Regions from separate parts of the Homo sapiens genome. Here all the other regions are linked to region 2. A link is a contact called in ENCODE Hi-C or POLR2A ChIA-PET data. All regions are on one chromosome and are shown on one strand. Each heading gives the region's core, a stretch centred on a gene start or an enhancer-like site at or near the end of the contact. The rest is flanking DNA. Distances are from core to core; before and after follow the strand shown. Region 1 has its middle 39 kb from the start of SCG2. Region 2 overlaps AP1S3 (adaptor related protein complex 1 subunit sigma 3). Region 3 overlaps WDFY1 (WD repeat and FYVE domain containing 1).

Region 1 (4,740 bases), core at 1,134-3,633, 200 kb after region 2:
AAGGCAGGGTAGGGCGAAGGGTCCTTTTTGAGTCAGGCTAAGGGATTTGACTTTTTTTCTGCGGACACTGTGGAGCAACGTTCTGGGCACTGGTGCTGATCACCTCTTTTGTGCTCAGCACTGCCCAGGCACTGTGGGAAATCATAACAAAGTGAAAAATTTGTTCTGTGGCCTCTGAAGAACTTTAGGTTAGCTGGGATGATAGCAGGAACAAAACAATTAGTGAGAAGTTGGGAACCAACAATTCTTGGTACATAACCTCCATCTTTATTTTCTGAGTTAGTCAATGAATGAATGAATGACCAGCATTAACCAAATGCTTGGCCTGGGGGTTCTGATCACCAAGAGTTGTGTTGTGGCTGGAAGCCAAAGAGCAGGAGGTCAGTGAGGGCAAAAGAGGATATGGGACAGCTACATGTAGAGAGTTACACCCTAATTAATTTCCATGTGGATTCCTACTGTTTACTGCTCTTCAAGCCAATCTAAGCGTTAAGTATCCTCCACATTTTTCGAGTCTATATAAAACACCATAAACTGTCCCCTTCCAATGGTGACAGTTGCTTATACAAAACTACTTTCTCTAACTAGTCTAACTAGCAGGGACTACATGAAGTTATTAAACATCTGTTTGCTTTTCTAAAGTTCTCATTTCCTTTTCACAGAGGGCTGTACAGATCAGGCAGTTAAAGAAGAATTGAATGTGGGTTGAACTCTTATCTTAAGAATTGGGGTGAAGCACACAAGTTTTTAGGTGATCCCATGTTGTAAAAACAGCTGTTGAGATACTCATTACAACCATTTTTATCCTTTTTGTTTTTGAGATGGAGTCTTACTCTGTCGCCCTAGGCTGGAGTGCAGTGGCACGATCTCTGCTCACTGCAACCTCCGTCTTCTGGGTTCAAGCCATTCTCCTTCCTCAGCCTCCCGAGTAGCTGGGATTGCAGGCATGTGCCACCACTCCTGGTTAATTTTTGTATGTTTAGTAGAGATGGGGTTTCACCATGTTGGCCAGGCAGGTCTTGAACTCCTGACCTCAGGTAATCCACCTGCCTCAGCCTCCCAAAGTGCTAGGATTACAGGAGTGAGCCACCATGCCCGGCCCCTTTTTCTTGTTATTCACCACATTTCAATACTATTTTTTAAGCCTTTGATTCAACAGAAGCTATTTTCTGATCAAATTATCCTTCATTTCTCACTGCATGTACCTAATAAGATAGAATACAAGGAAAGTAATTAATCAAAGCCGTAGTGGGCATCTGGAATGCACCTGGCCATGACTGCAATGCTAAGGCAGCCCTCCCAGTAAGAGGGTCATCCCTTATGGAGGGCACGTGCTCTTGCGTCCTTAAATTATTCTGTGCTATTCAGTAAAAACCACCAAATTGCTTTCTTTGCAATTACTCTGAAAAAAAAATTGTTCCATTAGAGGACATTCCCATAAAGCTCTTATTCAACTGCATAATTTCTTTTTAATCTATTATTTTTGAGGAGGACCTGAGGCATGAATAAGTTTTGTTTAAAACTCTAGTGATTCGCATCTTACCTTCACTGGGTGCCCAGGTTTCCTATCATTGGTGTATTTACCCATTGTTTCACTTATGGTTTTTTTTTTGTTTGTTTGTTTGTTTCATGTACAGTTTTTTTTTTCTTTTTTTTGGCATTTCCTTAAGAAATGTCAATATCTAGTTAGGCCAGATTCATGACAATGTTTCTTTCAATTATGTTATAGTAAATGGTCTGAAATTACTAGATTCAAGGAACATAATTCAAATGATATCTTGAGTTCAAAAAGAGACCATCCCAGGAAAGGCTATTATAGTGAAGCTATTTATTACTCATCTTTTCAACATTACAAGTTAAATAATTATATATTAGAAAAAAATCCCAGTTAGTAAAAACTGCTTAATATTCCTAATTCTAAATTAGGGGTAAGTATGAATATATTAGAAGTGTAGACTCACCCCTTTTCCTTCACAGTTCTTGGTAGTAATTTATTCTCACAAAGAACTGAAAGCCTCACAGGAGCCCTTATAATGGCCCATCAAGTTGCTTTTTACTGTGAAAGGCAGGGTCCCTGGCTATATTAAAAAAGGTCCCTTCCCTGATTTTCGCCCCAAATTGAAGACAACCAGACAAATGGAGCAGGGGCAGCCTGATTTCCTCACATGTTTATAGGCAGTGAAGTTGGAAGCTAGGAGGGAGGGAGGGAAAATGAGAGAGAGAAAGAAACAGAAAGAGAGAGAGAGAGAGAAAGAGAGATTGAGAAGGAATATCAGGCTGTCTCTGGAAGGCAGATGGAAAGGCACAGAACCTGTCCCTTTGTCCTGGATTCTTTCTAAACAACCTGATGAGTCATTCTTCCTCCCACACATGGGAAGCAGTGAGTAATCACTAAACATAGATGATGGAAGTGTCCACTACAACATGACACCTGCAGGGAGAAGAGAGAAAGCTCCACCACCTTTAAAATGAGAGGTCTAGCCCTTCATGGCCCATGTAAAGAGAATAAAGAGCAAATTTCACCTCTCCAGATGCTGCAGATTTTCTTCTTGCAGGCTTGGCAAAGCAAAGGCAACAATCTGAACTCCTTCTCACTTAGGAGATGTTTTGCTCTTAATTGAAAGGATGGTTACTACAAACAAATACCATGTGTATTACCAAGGTAGTTTTGTCCAACTCAATTTTAAATTTTATTTGAATGAAACATAATTCTTTATTCTCTAATGGGATTAATCTTTTATGCTACATCAGTATATTGTGGAGGGAGTTTGTTGAATGGGATGATCCTAGAATTCCCCAATTTTATTGGTCTCCTCTGGCCCTGACTTGAGGAGGGCTTGCAGATGAAAATTCCAGAGTGGAAGAACTGCTAATCATTCAAGGAAACATTGCTAAGTCCTAGACAAAGACCGTGGTAGTATGAGATGGCGAGAAAAGTGACAATTTTTAATTTGGTTGAACTAAAATGTAGGTTTGGATTCAATGATAGGTAGAGAGAAAGCTGCCTGAAAACAGGATTTTGGGGCTTTTGCAAAGTCCCTGTTCCCTAAATACCATCTCTACCTGTTTACTGATATTCTGCTAGTAATGAATAGAGCAAAAACATTTCACTTTGTTGTGTGCTCACTTCATGTCAGGCACTATTCTTTTTTTTTTTTTTTTTTTTTTTTTTTGAGACAGAGTCTCGCTGTTTCCCAGGCTGGAGTGCAGTGGTGCGATCTCGGCTCACTGCAAACTCCGCCTCCCGGGTTCACGCCATTCTCCTGCCTCAGCCTCCCGAGTAGCTGGGACTACAGGCGCCCACCACCACGCCTGGCTACTTTTTTTGTATTTTTAGTAGAGACGGGGTTTCACCATGTTAGCCAGGATGATCTCGATATCCTGACCTCGTGATCTGTCTTCCTCAGCCTCCCAAAGTGCTGGGATTACAGGTGTGAGCCACCGTGCCCAGCCTGTCAGGCACTATTCTAACAGTATAAACACACCACACACACACTGCTAGATATATTCAATCATCATTACAGTTTTTGATATAGCTATTGTTATTTCTACTTTATGGATGAGGCAACCGAGGCACAAAGAGGACAAGTCACTTATCTGTGGTCACATAGTTAGTAAAGAGCAGAAACAAAATTTGAACCCACAAGACTGGCTCATTGTCTAGGCCCTTATGACACTGATGTACTTTAAGTGGAAATTTCCCCAAGGCAGAGAGCTCATTGCCTGAGATTCATGTTGAGGGGTAAATGACTAATACAAGATTCTTCTCAAAGAGGAGACAGGAATGCAGGTGAGGTAGAGCTCTGGGACATTTGTAGTTCAGTTTCTGGTATTTTCTGATTTTTCCTTATGATTCTTTCTTTGAGCCATACATTATCTATACACGTGTTTTTAAGTTTCTAAGTATGTATAATTTTTTTAAAAGAAAGTTATCATTGAAAAACTAGATTTCAAACTTTATGGCCTGGTGGTGAAAATACAGTTGTTAGACATTTATTGGGACTTGTTCTGTGACCTAATCAATTTTATTCTCTGATTATTCCATGCAGAGTTTCATGTATATCTGTTAGATCAAGCTTGTCAATTGTGTTTATATAAATTGGTTGTTATAGATAACAATATACATATTAATGTCGATAATTTTGGAAGATATGCTAAATAGTTTTTCTTTGGTTTGTTAGCCAGTGGAATCTTGGAATTCATTTCTTCTCCCTTCATGCAGAAAGATATGATATTCTAATACTCTGTCAGAATCTTTACCCTAAAACAGTATGTATGGTTTATTTTTGTTGCATCAGTGTGGAAACATTTTCATTTACCCTGGTTAAGACCTGTTGTACTCTGAATCTGATAATTCATCTTTTGTTTTCAATTCTGTATAATTTTCAGGTATTCTATGGAAACTCCAAATTGAATGTGACAAATCTTCCTGGGTATGCATTTTGAGTGAAGGTTTGGGAAAAGAAAGCTTTAAAAACTGTTAAACACAGATATAAATGAAAAAAAAACTATGACAAAAGAAAATAAGTTCAAAGAATTTCAGAATTTCTTGAATTTTTCATTTTGCTGTGAGATCTCTCTTCTGGGGCTTGTGTTGCTTCTCTGCCATTAGGCTTGTCCTTTGTCCTGTAATGTCTTCGCATTGCCACTGGATTGGCTTTCACGGAGAAAATCAGTGTCTCTGGTCCTGAAGTTGTTGTTACTTTTCTTGATGACTAAGCGCTGACTGATTTACAGAAA
Region 2 (4,307 bases), core at 816-3,315:
CTCTCAAATTAGGAAATGTTTTAAAAAGGTTGTCATAAATCTGGTGTTGCTGGTTCCATTTAAATCTAGGAAGTAAGTGTTTCAAGAGTGAGCTCTTTCACAATTAAATGCTAATTGGTGAATGAGTGGAGGGGCTTGATGGGTAGGTCTCAGGGGACCTTGCATTTAGCCCTGGTGTCCCTATGGTGAGCAGGCAATGTCATGGCCACCCTCTCAGTCTCTTCTGTTGCGCTAACAACACTTGCCAAATACAGAGAGTGTTATTAGTGTTCTCTTGGGCTCTGGTATTCAGTGAAGTCAGTAAATATTCTGGGGAGCTTGTTGAAGAATTGACTTTGCATATCTTGCCTGCTTAAGAGGTTTCAACTGGATAGGAGCCAGTAGTATACTTGCATAAAGGAAAATAATTACTGCTTTTTTTTTTTTCCTGTCCTTTGGACCCAATCATATATTTGTAGTTACTGAAGGTTAAGGGAGGCCTTTGTGACATTGCTTTAGCTGTGAGAACAGCTGTCAATCTTCAGTAGCCCCTAAGACTTTTCTCTAGCTCCTACTTAATAACAGTTTCTTAGAATAATAACTTTTAAAAAGCTACACCTGCCTGCGGATTTAGTAAGAAGACATAGCCTCAAATCTCCAAATGCTCAAAGCTTATTCTGAGCGTGTGGTGGCTAGATGTTGATAAGAGGAAAAGAAAGGAACTGTTTACTTGGTTGGGAATACTTATTTGGGGGTAACAACAATGTGGACAATGGCACAAAGTTATTAGAAGGAAAATTAAACCCTCTGTCTGGGCGTGGTGGCTCACGTCTGTAAGCCCAACACTTTGGGAGGCCGAGGTGGGCGGATCACTTGAGGCCACGAGTTCGAGGCCAGCCTAGCCAACATGGCAAAATCCCATCCCTACTAAAAATACAAAAATTAGCCAGGTGTGGTGGTACACATCTGTAACCCCAGCTACTTGGGAGGCTGAGGCAGGAGATTTGCTTGAACCCAGAAGGCAGAGATTGCAGTGAGCCGAGATTCCACCACTGCACTCCAGCCTGGGTGACAGAGCAAGACTCCATCTCAAAAAAAAAAAAAAAAAAAAAATTGCTGGGCACAATGGCTCATGCCTATAATCCCAGCACTTTGGGCCGAGGCAGGTGGATCACGAGGTCAGGTGTTCAAGACCAGCCTGGCCAAGATGGTGAAACTCCGTCTCTACTAAAAATACAAAAATTAGCCAGGTGCAGTGGTGGGCTCCTGTAATCCCAGCTACTCAGGAGGCTGAGGCAGGAGAATCGCTTGAACCCAGGGGGCGGAGGTTGCAGTGAGCCGAGATCATGCCACTGCACTCTAGCCTGGGCGGCAGAGTGAGACTCTGTCTCAAAAAAGAAAAGAAAATGAAACTCTCAAAGGCGATAGTGGTCATTAACCACAGGACTTGCAATAGGTAGGAGCGACAAACAGTAGATATTTTACCCCAACTAACAGCCTGCCAAGAAGGGAGGCTCAAGGCCAGATGCGATGGCTCATGCCTGTATTCCCAGCACTTTGGGAGTCCCAGGCAGGAAGACTGCTTAAGTCAAGAGTTTGAGATCAGCCTAGGCAACATAGTGAGAACCTTGTCTCTACAGAAAAATGATAAAATTAGCCAGGTGTGGTGGTGTGCACCTGTAATCCCAGCTACTCAGAAGGCTGATGCGGAAGGACCGCTTGAGCCCAGGAGTTTTGAGACCAGCCTAGGCAACATAGTGAGAACCTTGTCTCTACAAAAAGTAATAAAATTAGCCAGGCATGGTGGTGTACACCTGTAATTCCAGCTACTCGGAAGGCTAAGGTGAAAGGATCACTTGAGCCCGAGAGGTCAAGGCTGCAGTGAGCGGTAATCGCACCACTGCACTTCAGCCTGGGTGACAGAGTGAGACCCTGTCTCAAAAAAAAGAAGGGGAGGGTCAGATTGTATCTCATGAGCAATAGGATTCTATGTGCCCTCGTGTGGATGCAGGCGAAACTGCTAGGTGCACCCTAACACTGTCACCCTTAAAAGCGTAAACCATGTTAACAGCTAGGCCAAACCACAATGCAGTAGGAAGTCATAACATACACTGTGCTATATGCATAAGAAACACAGCAGAGCTAGATGTATCCAGAAGAGGACCCAAGATACAGACTCCAGCTCCTGTCTTGAGAAGGTAAGAGCAACTAAGGTTCTGCCAGCTCTAAAAGTCTGCCCCAAACCTTTAAAGTGGCAAGCTCAAGAAAATGCCAACTTTTACCTTATTGGTTTACATAGCTTGAGTAACCAGCCTGGCTCGGCTCAGACAGGGCAGCCAGTGTGGTGTTTAGCAGACTGAGTCATCTGGTGATGTGAGCAGTGCCAATGACTAGAGGCCACTGAACCACAAAGACAGGAAAGTGTCAACTCCAGGCCCCTCCCGAGGCTACAGGCAGGGCCTAGCAATGCTCTCATCTGGTCATGGGTTTTTGTCCACTTTGCAAAAATAAGATATTTTAACTGCAAAAAGTACGTAGCCATACAATATAATATATGATAGAGGAGTGTCAAGCAATTAATTCGTGAAAATAACATGCAACCATTTTTTATTTTGTGATATTTGTCATCTTCAAAATTCACAATCTGTGGTCGTTTCTTTTCTCATTCTAAGTACACTTTATACCTGATTTTGTATTTGTAACTTTGTATTCCCATGTAAATGGTGTAAACTCTAGATTCCATAAAACCAGCATGGCCCAATGGCCTGTATGATCCCTCTGCTAAGTTAAAAGACCCCACGGGCAGCATCTGTAGAGGGGTAGATGGGTATGGGGCTGTCTTGGCCAATGCCCACTTAGGAGGTGAGAGCTTTGTTGAGTAAATGTGGATGACTGAATACAAATGTTTTCTGGCAGAACTCTGGAATTCTAGATAGAGTTGGTGAAAACCAGTTAGAAAACCTCTTTTGAAGGTAAGGGCAGATTTCTAGCCCTAGTATCTCCTGAGCAATCTTGCTCGGCCAGTAGCCTTGGTATCTTCAGCCCATGTCAGTCAGCGTATTTCCTGGCAGGTTCACATGAATCATATACCCTGGAGTTTAAGCTTAAGAACAAGTTGAACTTGGATTGCTAAATGAGCAGATCGTGACTCAAACGAAAGAGGCAGGTGATTTTTTGTCCTCTCGAGCTTTCTTATTGATTCAACTTGGGGCCCTGGTGTGACACAAATATATATGTTTAAAGTAGGAGAGTGTGCAAGAGAAAGCCCATCTGTCTTGCATGGTATAGAACCTGGAACATCACTGTTAACTTTGAACTCTACCTGTAATTGTGAGTCTGTTCAAACATTTTTTTTTAAATGCTGAAAAAAAATATTATGGCTTTGGGGCATGTTAGCAAACTTAGTAACTGATGGACAGTATGAAAAGAATGAGATCATGTCCTTTGCAGGGACGTGGATGGAGCTGGAGGCCATCATTCTGAGCAAACTAGTGCAGGGACAGAAAACCAAATGCCACATGTTCTCACTTAAAAGTGGGAGCTAAATGATGAGAACACACGGACACATAGAAGGGAACAACACACACTGGAGCCTTTCAGAGGGTGGAGGGTGGGAGGAGGGAGAGGATCAGGAAAAATGACTCATGGGTCCTAGGCTTAATACCTGGATGATGAAATCATCTGTATAACAAATCCCCATGATACACGTTTACCTCTATAACAAACCTGCACATGTATCTCTGAACTTAAAAGTTAAAAAGAAACATAATTTGTATACTTTGGGAGGAAGCCTTTGAAAACATATGGCAGAAACTATACATTTTTTCCTGTGAACCTTGTAGAGAAGTAAAGAAATTCTTAAGAATTTTGGTCTGTTTATCTTTTTTGTCTTGACAATATGTATAATAAAGATGCTCTGCACAATATAGGTAACGATACATATGTTATACAGACGTAATTCAGAATTCTCTAATACACGTACCTGGATGTGGTCCTCCTGATCATTTTAGCAAACGTGTTTATCTTAAGTCAACAGTGATATCTTGGCAACTTTGCTTTAGCATTTCAATCTCTCTCTCTCTCTCTTTTTTTTTTTTGTTTTTGAGACGGAGTCTCACTCTGTCACCCAGGCTGGAGTGCAGTGGTGCAATCTTGGCTCACTTCAACCTCCGCCTCCCGGTTCAAGCAATTCTCCTGCCTCAGCTTCCCGAGTAGCTGGGAATACAGGTGCATGCCACCACACTCGGGTAATTTTTGTATTTTTCATCGAGATGGGGTTTTGTCATGTTGGCCAGGCTGGCCTCAGGTGATCTGCCCACCTCAGCCTC
Region 3 (5,001 bases), core at 1,930-4,429, 170 kb before region 2:
GCTGGTGTGCAGTGGCACAATCAGAGCTCACTGTAGCCTCCACCTCCTGGGCTCAAACGATCCTTCCACCTCAGCCTCCTGAGTTTGAGACCACAGACATGTACCACCACTCCTTGCTAATTTTTGATTTTTTTTTGTAGAGATGGGGGGGGGTCTCACTATGTTGCCCAGGCTGGTCTTGAACTCGTGGGCTCAAGTGATCCTCCAGCCTCAGTCTGCCAAGTAGCTGGGATAACAGACGTGTGCCACCATGCCCAGCTAATTTATTTTTATTTTTTGTAGAGACAGGGTATTGGTATGTTGCCAGGCTGGTCTCAAGCCCCTAGGCTCAAGTGATCCTCCCACCTCAGCCTCCCAGAGTACTGGGATTACAGGTCTGAGCCACTGTGCCTGGCCAGACTTTGTAATGTAAGAAAGTGTTGCCTAGATCCTCCATGGACTCCAGCCTGTCTAGATTATTCCTGCTCTTCAGTGATTAGAGTGGTTTCTAGGCTTCTTGATGGCACAAGGATCACAAAAAATTATTTTTATGCTAACAGTGAAAAGATTACAGCAAGAATGGTTTGGAGTAAAAAAAAAAAAAAAAAATCTGCAGGTTTTCAGCCAATCTGGCTTCTGGAAGGGTGATATTTGTTTAAAGGGGGTGCAAATGCTGGGGCCACCCAGTGGCTTCTTCCCTGGATAAAATCTGCCTGTGGTGACATCAGCAGTCTAATTCTTGGTCACAGACCCTTGAAGCTGTCCTGTGGGAGGGGATGGAAATTTCTGTTTTTCTCAGCCAATCTAATTCTCCTCTACAAAATGAGGCTGGTTTCTCTGCCTTTTAATTTAGAGAATAAATTCAATAACAATCTAACATTTTCTCTCCCTGTTACCAAAGGAGAAAGACTTCTTTTTGCAGCAAGAATGAACAGGGCAGAATTCCAGAGACTCGTTGGAAGGAAATTGCTATTTATTCGATAAAAACAGATGGCAATGATAGCTATGTTGTTCGTTCCCCCTTTCAGGCAAACGTCTTAATGTTATAGAAACCATCTAGCATGCCAGAAGTACACTTTTTTTTTTTCCTGTATCCCCTGGAGGTACTGTCAGACTAGGAAAAAATATCCTTTGCTATAGGTGACAGAAATGTTCACAGATTTACCAAGATTTGAAATAGTATCAGCATCCCTAAGAATGACCAGAAAATCAGATTTTCTCAGAATTACTGTTTGCCCAGAGTTTAAAAGAAATCAGGACCTTGGACTTAATTTGTAACATATAGTATGCCCTTTTAAAATGATTAATTGAATGATCTCTTTTTATCAGTTTAGAATTTAAGGATGGTTAAATTGCTTTAATTTAGCTGTTTTTGGAGTGATTAGGGTGTGTTTTTGAGAAAGTTTAAAAAAGATATTCAGTTTCAGAGATATTGCTGTTTCAGGCCAGGTAGAACTTGGTGTGATTTTGTAGAAATAATTATGTGCTAGTTGAGTCTGCTTATTAAAGTCTGGACATCAATTTCAAGGTAATCGACCCGGCGCCATGGCTCATGCCTGTAATCCCAGCACTTTGGGAGGCCGAGGTGGGCGAATCACAATGTCAGGAGATCGAGACCATCCTGGCTAACACGGTGAAACCCTGTCTCTACTAAAAATACAAAAAATTAGCCAGGCGTGGTGGCAGGCACCTGTAGTCCCAGCTGCTCGGGAGGCTGAGGCAGGAGAATGGCGTGAACCCAGGAGGTGGAGCTTGCAGTGAGCCGAGATTGCACCACTGCACTCCAGCCTGGGTGACAGAGCGAGACTTCGTCTCAAAAAAAAAAAAAAAAAAAAAAAGGTACTCATACTGGTAATACATACTAGAAAATATGTATTGAACCCAAATGTATACCCTTATGGAATTACAGGTTTAAAAATATTTCCAGTGCCCTTTCTGGTATGGGGAAAAAAAAAAAATTAGACCAATTAGGCCAGGTGCAGTGGCTCACGCCTGTAATCCCAGCACTTTGGGAGGCCGAGGTAGGTGGACCACTTGAGGCCAGGAGTTCAAGACCAGCCTGGCCAACATGGCGAAACCCTGTCTGTACTAAAAATACAAAAATTAGCTGGGTGTGGTAGTGCATGCCTGTAGTCCCAGCTACTTGGGAAGCTGAGGCAAGAGAATTGCTTGAACCCGGGAGGCAGAGGCTGCAGTGAGCTGAGATCACGCCACTGCCTCCAACCTGTGCAACAGAGCAAGACTCTGTCTCAAAAAAAAAAAAAAAAAAGAAAGAAAAATATTAATGACTCCTGCAAGATGCCTCCTGGTTTGTGAGCCAGTGCTTTTCAGAGGAAAAAATTGTACCTTGAATCTATCTTTGCTCCTACTGTATTGTGGCTTAAATAGATGAGGCTTTCAAGACTTAGTGATTCCCTTAAGTGTATTTTAACCTTATTTTTAATTGGCTCTTTGATAGAGTTTAACAGTAGAAATAAAAAGGAATCCTTCTACTTATTATGATCATCAGGCATATCTTTCAGCAGATCAAAGATTAATCTCCCTGGAATAAACACTTTATTCTTAATCATAACTGTGGTTATAACTCCACTTTTCATATATCTACTATAGGAAGGTAAAGCATACAGAAGTTTTATCCTTGGTAGACAGGATAACAAACATTACTATATGATATTTAAGAGTAATAACTTTATTTTGTACTTCAGTGACTGCTTCCATTTTTAAGGATTCAAATTAGCACTTTTGCAAAATGGGAATCCTGTATTTCAATTAAGAGTTGAAATGGAGTTATTCGTACTATCTACTTTAAAATCCTTGGCATTCAATAAATGCCAAATGCTTTTTATTTTTAATTTTAACCTCAGATTCCTATGGTTCTTAAAGGTATATTATTTATTTGGAACAGAAAGCATGGTGTCAGTTAGCTCGTGCTACATAACAAACTACCTCAAAACTCAGTGGCTTAAAACAGCAGGGATTTGTCATTGTTCATGAGCCTACAGGTCACCTAGGCAGTGCTTCTGGCCTCAGCCAGGCTCACTCATGCTTGTGGCCAGCCGTGGGCCAGCTCTGCTGAGCTTAGCTGGACTCTTTCTCATGCCTGGGAGTGAGCTTGCTACAGGCGGGCCGAGGATGGCTTCAGCTAGGACAGTTGAGCTCTCTCCCATGTCGTCATTTGTCCTCTGGTAGGCTGGCCCCTGTGGTTCATGTGACGTGGCAGTCTTCCAAGACACAGAGTGAGAGCAAACCAGGCCTCAGGACCCAGTACTAGCACCCCATTCAGCCACATTTTTTTAAACATAGCGTCACTAGCCAACCCATATTCAAGGCTCAGAGAAATAGGCAAGGCACGGCAGTTCATGCCTGGGAGGCCAAGGAGGGCGGATCACGTGAGGTCAGGAATTCGAGACCAGTATGGTCAACATGGTGAAACCCCGTCTCTACTAAAAATACACAAACTTAGCCTGGCGTGGTGGCGCATGCCTGTAATCCCAGCTACTCAGGAGGCTGAGGCAAGAGAATCGCCTGAACCCGGTAGGCGGAGGTTGCAGTGAGCCGAGATCAAGCCATTGCACTCCAGCCTGGGTGACAGAACCGGACTCCGTCTCAAAACAAAAACAAGGCTCAGAGAAATATATTCCATCTCTTGATGGAAAGAGCTGCAAAATGGCTGATTGTAAGGAGCGTGGATGCAGGGAGGAGTAAAGAATTGAGCACATTGTTTTTTAAATTGTTTCACCACAGGCACTTACATACAATATCGCACGCTGTAGCTAGATTGGGCTAAATCTAGAGCTGGAGGTAGTGAGAGACTTTGTTGGAATCACCACTCGTATTTAGCACAGAGGTCAGTATTTCTTTGAACCAAGTGAGCTTTGAAGTTAGACCTGAACTTTTCCATACTCTGATTTATTTGGGGGGAAAAAGTAATTTACTGCTTCTTGTTTCCTTATTGTTTAGGAATTACTGCTTTGGAGGATAAAGTGTGGATTTCTAAAAAGCCTTTAAAAAAGTTTTACTTACTTACCACATAAGGCTGCTTTGCTTTGAATTGTTTACTTTGATAATGTTTTAAAGATGAACTTTCACCATCTTGATAAGAGAGAAAGTTGGTCAAACAACTAAATGAAGTCAGTCTGATGCAGTGCTGCTGTTGGTTTGTGTGATTTTCAGATCGTATCTCTCCTTGCTTCTGCTTCCTTAAGTGTAAAATGAAGGCAGAAGCGCCTGTCATCCCTGCCATCAGGATGTGGCACCTCGTTCTCAACAGACCACAAGCTTTTCATGAATCTTTATTTTTTTAAATTTTTTTTAGAGAAGGTGGTAGAGGGAAGTTCAGGGAGGTGCAGGGAGGTGGGAAATCACAGAGTTGCTTTTCACGAATCTTGATGTGTGTCTAGAATGCAGGAACATTCTTGTGTGTGCCACAACAGTTCAGTGTTGTGAGCTTGCAGGAAGTTAAGCAGGAGGCTGGGCACGGTGGCTCATGCCTGTAATCCCAGCACTTTGGGAGATCGAGGTGGGCAGATCACCTGAGGTCAGGAGTTCAAGACCAGCCTGACCAACATGGTGAAACCCCATCTCTACTAAAAATACAAAAATTAGCTGGGCATGGTGGTGGGTGCCTGTAATCCCAGCTACTAGCGGGGCTGAGGCAGGAGAATCGCTTGAACCCGGGAGGCGGAGGTTGCAGTGAGAAGAGATCTCACCATCACACTCCAGCCTGGGCATAAAGAGCAAAACTCTGTCTCAAAAAAAAAAAAAAACAAAAAACAGAAAGAAAAAAAAAAAGAAGTTAGACAGGGACACATGCTGATGGAGAGGCACAGTTTATTGCCTTATAACTTTCAGGCCCAAGAGCTAGGTGCCTTTTGGGAGCATCTTCTCCTTCACTGTCCTTCTGCATCTGATGTCTTGGCCAGCTCTGCTGGCTCTGCCTTCTGCTCACTGCTCCTTTGGGAACGATGCTATCAAGGCCCCTGGCTACCCAGGCACCTCTAGTCTGGTGTCCAGGTCCATGTC

The links. A loop is a pair of places that touch in the nucleus more often than their neighbours do. ChIA-PET counts read pairs that join two places held with the same protein, here RNA polymerase II (POLR2A). Pooled maps may share reads with other maps.
Region 1: a map of PC-9 shows a loop between it and region 2 (5-fold over the local background). The contact joins two enhancer-like sites. A Hi-C loop is called at or near these places in 1 of 168 maps with a recorded cell type or tissue (PC-9). POLR2A ChIA-PET finds 5 or more read pairs at or near these places in 1 of 52 experiments (BJ).
Region 3: a map of lower leg skin shows a loop between it and region 2 (11-fold over the local background). The contact joins two enhancer-like sites. A Hi-C loop is called at or near these places in 1 of 168 maps with a recorded cell type or tissue (lower leg skin) and 3 of 50 pooled maps. POLR2A ChIA-PET finds 5 or more read pairs at or near these places in 2 of 52 experiments (GM10248 and activated T-cell).

The regions. Positions count from the first base shown.
Region 1 is chr2:223,561,259-223,565,998 of GRCh38, reverse strand. No RefSeq gene overlaps it. Among named protein-coding and RNA genes, the nearest start is that of SCG2, 39 kb to the left of the region's middle. RefSeq lists an enhancer at 2,174-2,468. Within about 2 kb of position 2,383, at least 4 of the 41 ENCODE cell types and tissues checked have a DNase peak (open chromatin) inside an H3K27ac peak, as active enhancers do; they include PC-9, where a contact is called at or near this core.
Region 2 is chr2:223,759,054-223,763,360 of GRCh38, reverse strand. The region is part of intron 4 of AP1S3 (adaptor related protein complex 1 subunit sigma 3); the gene reads left to right. Among named protein-coding and RNA genes, the nearest start is that of AP1S3, 76 kb to the left of the region's middle. RefSeq lists an enhancer at 1,263-1,632 and a silencer at 2,155-2,449. Within about 2 kb of position 2,065, at least 16 of the 41 ENCODE cell types and tissues checked have a DNase peak (open chromatin) inside an H3K27ac peak, as active enhancers do; they include PC-9, where a contact is called at or near this core.
Region 3 is chr2:223,928,934-223,933,934 of GRCh38, reverse strand. The region is part of intron 1 of WDFY1 (WD repeat and FYVE domain containing 1); the gene reads left to right. Among named protein-coding and RNA genes, the nearest start is that of WDFY1, 14 kb to the left of the region's middle. Within about 2 kb of position 3,179, at least 18 of the 41 ENCODE cell types and tissues checked have a DNase peak (open chromatin) inside an H3K27ac peak, as active enhancers do.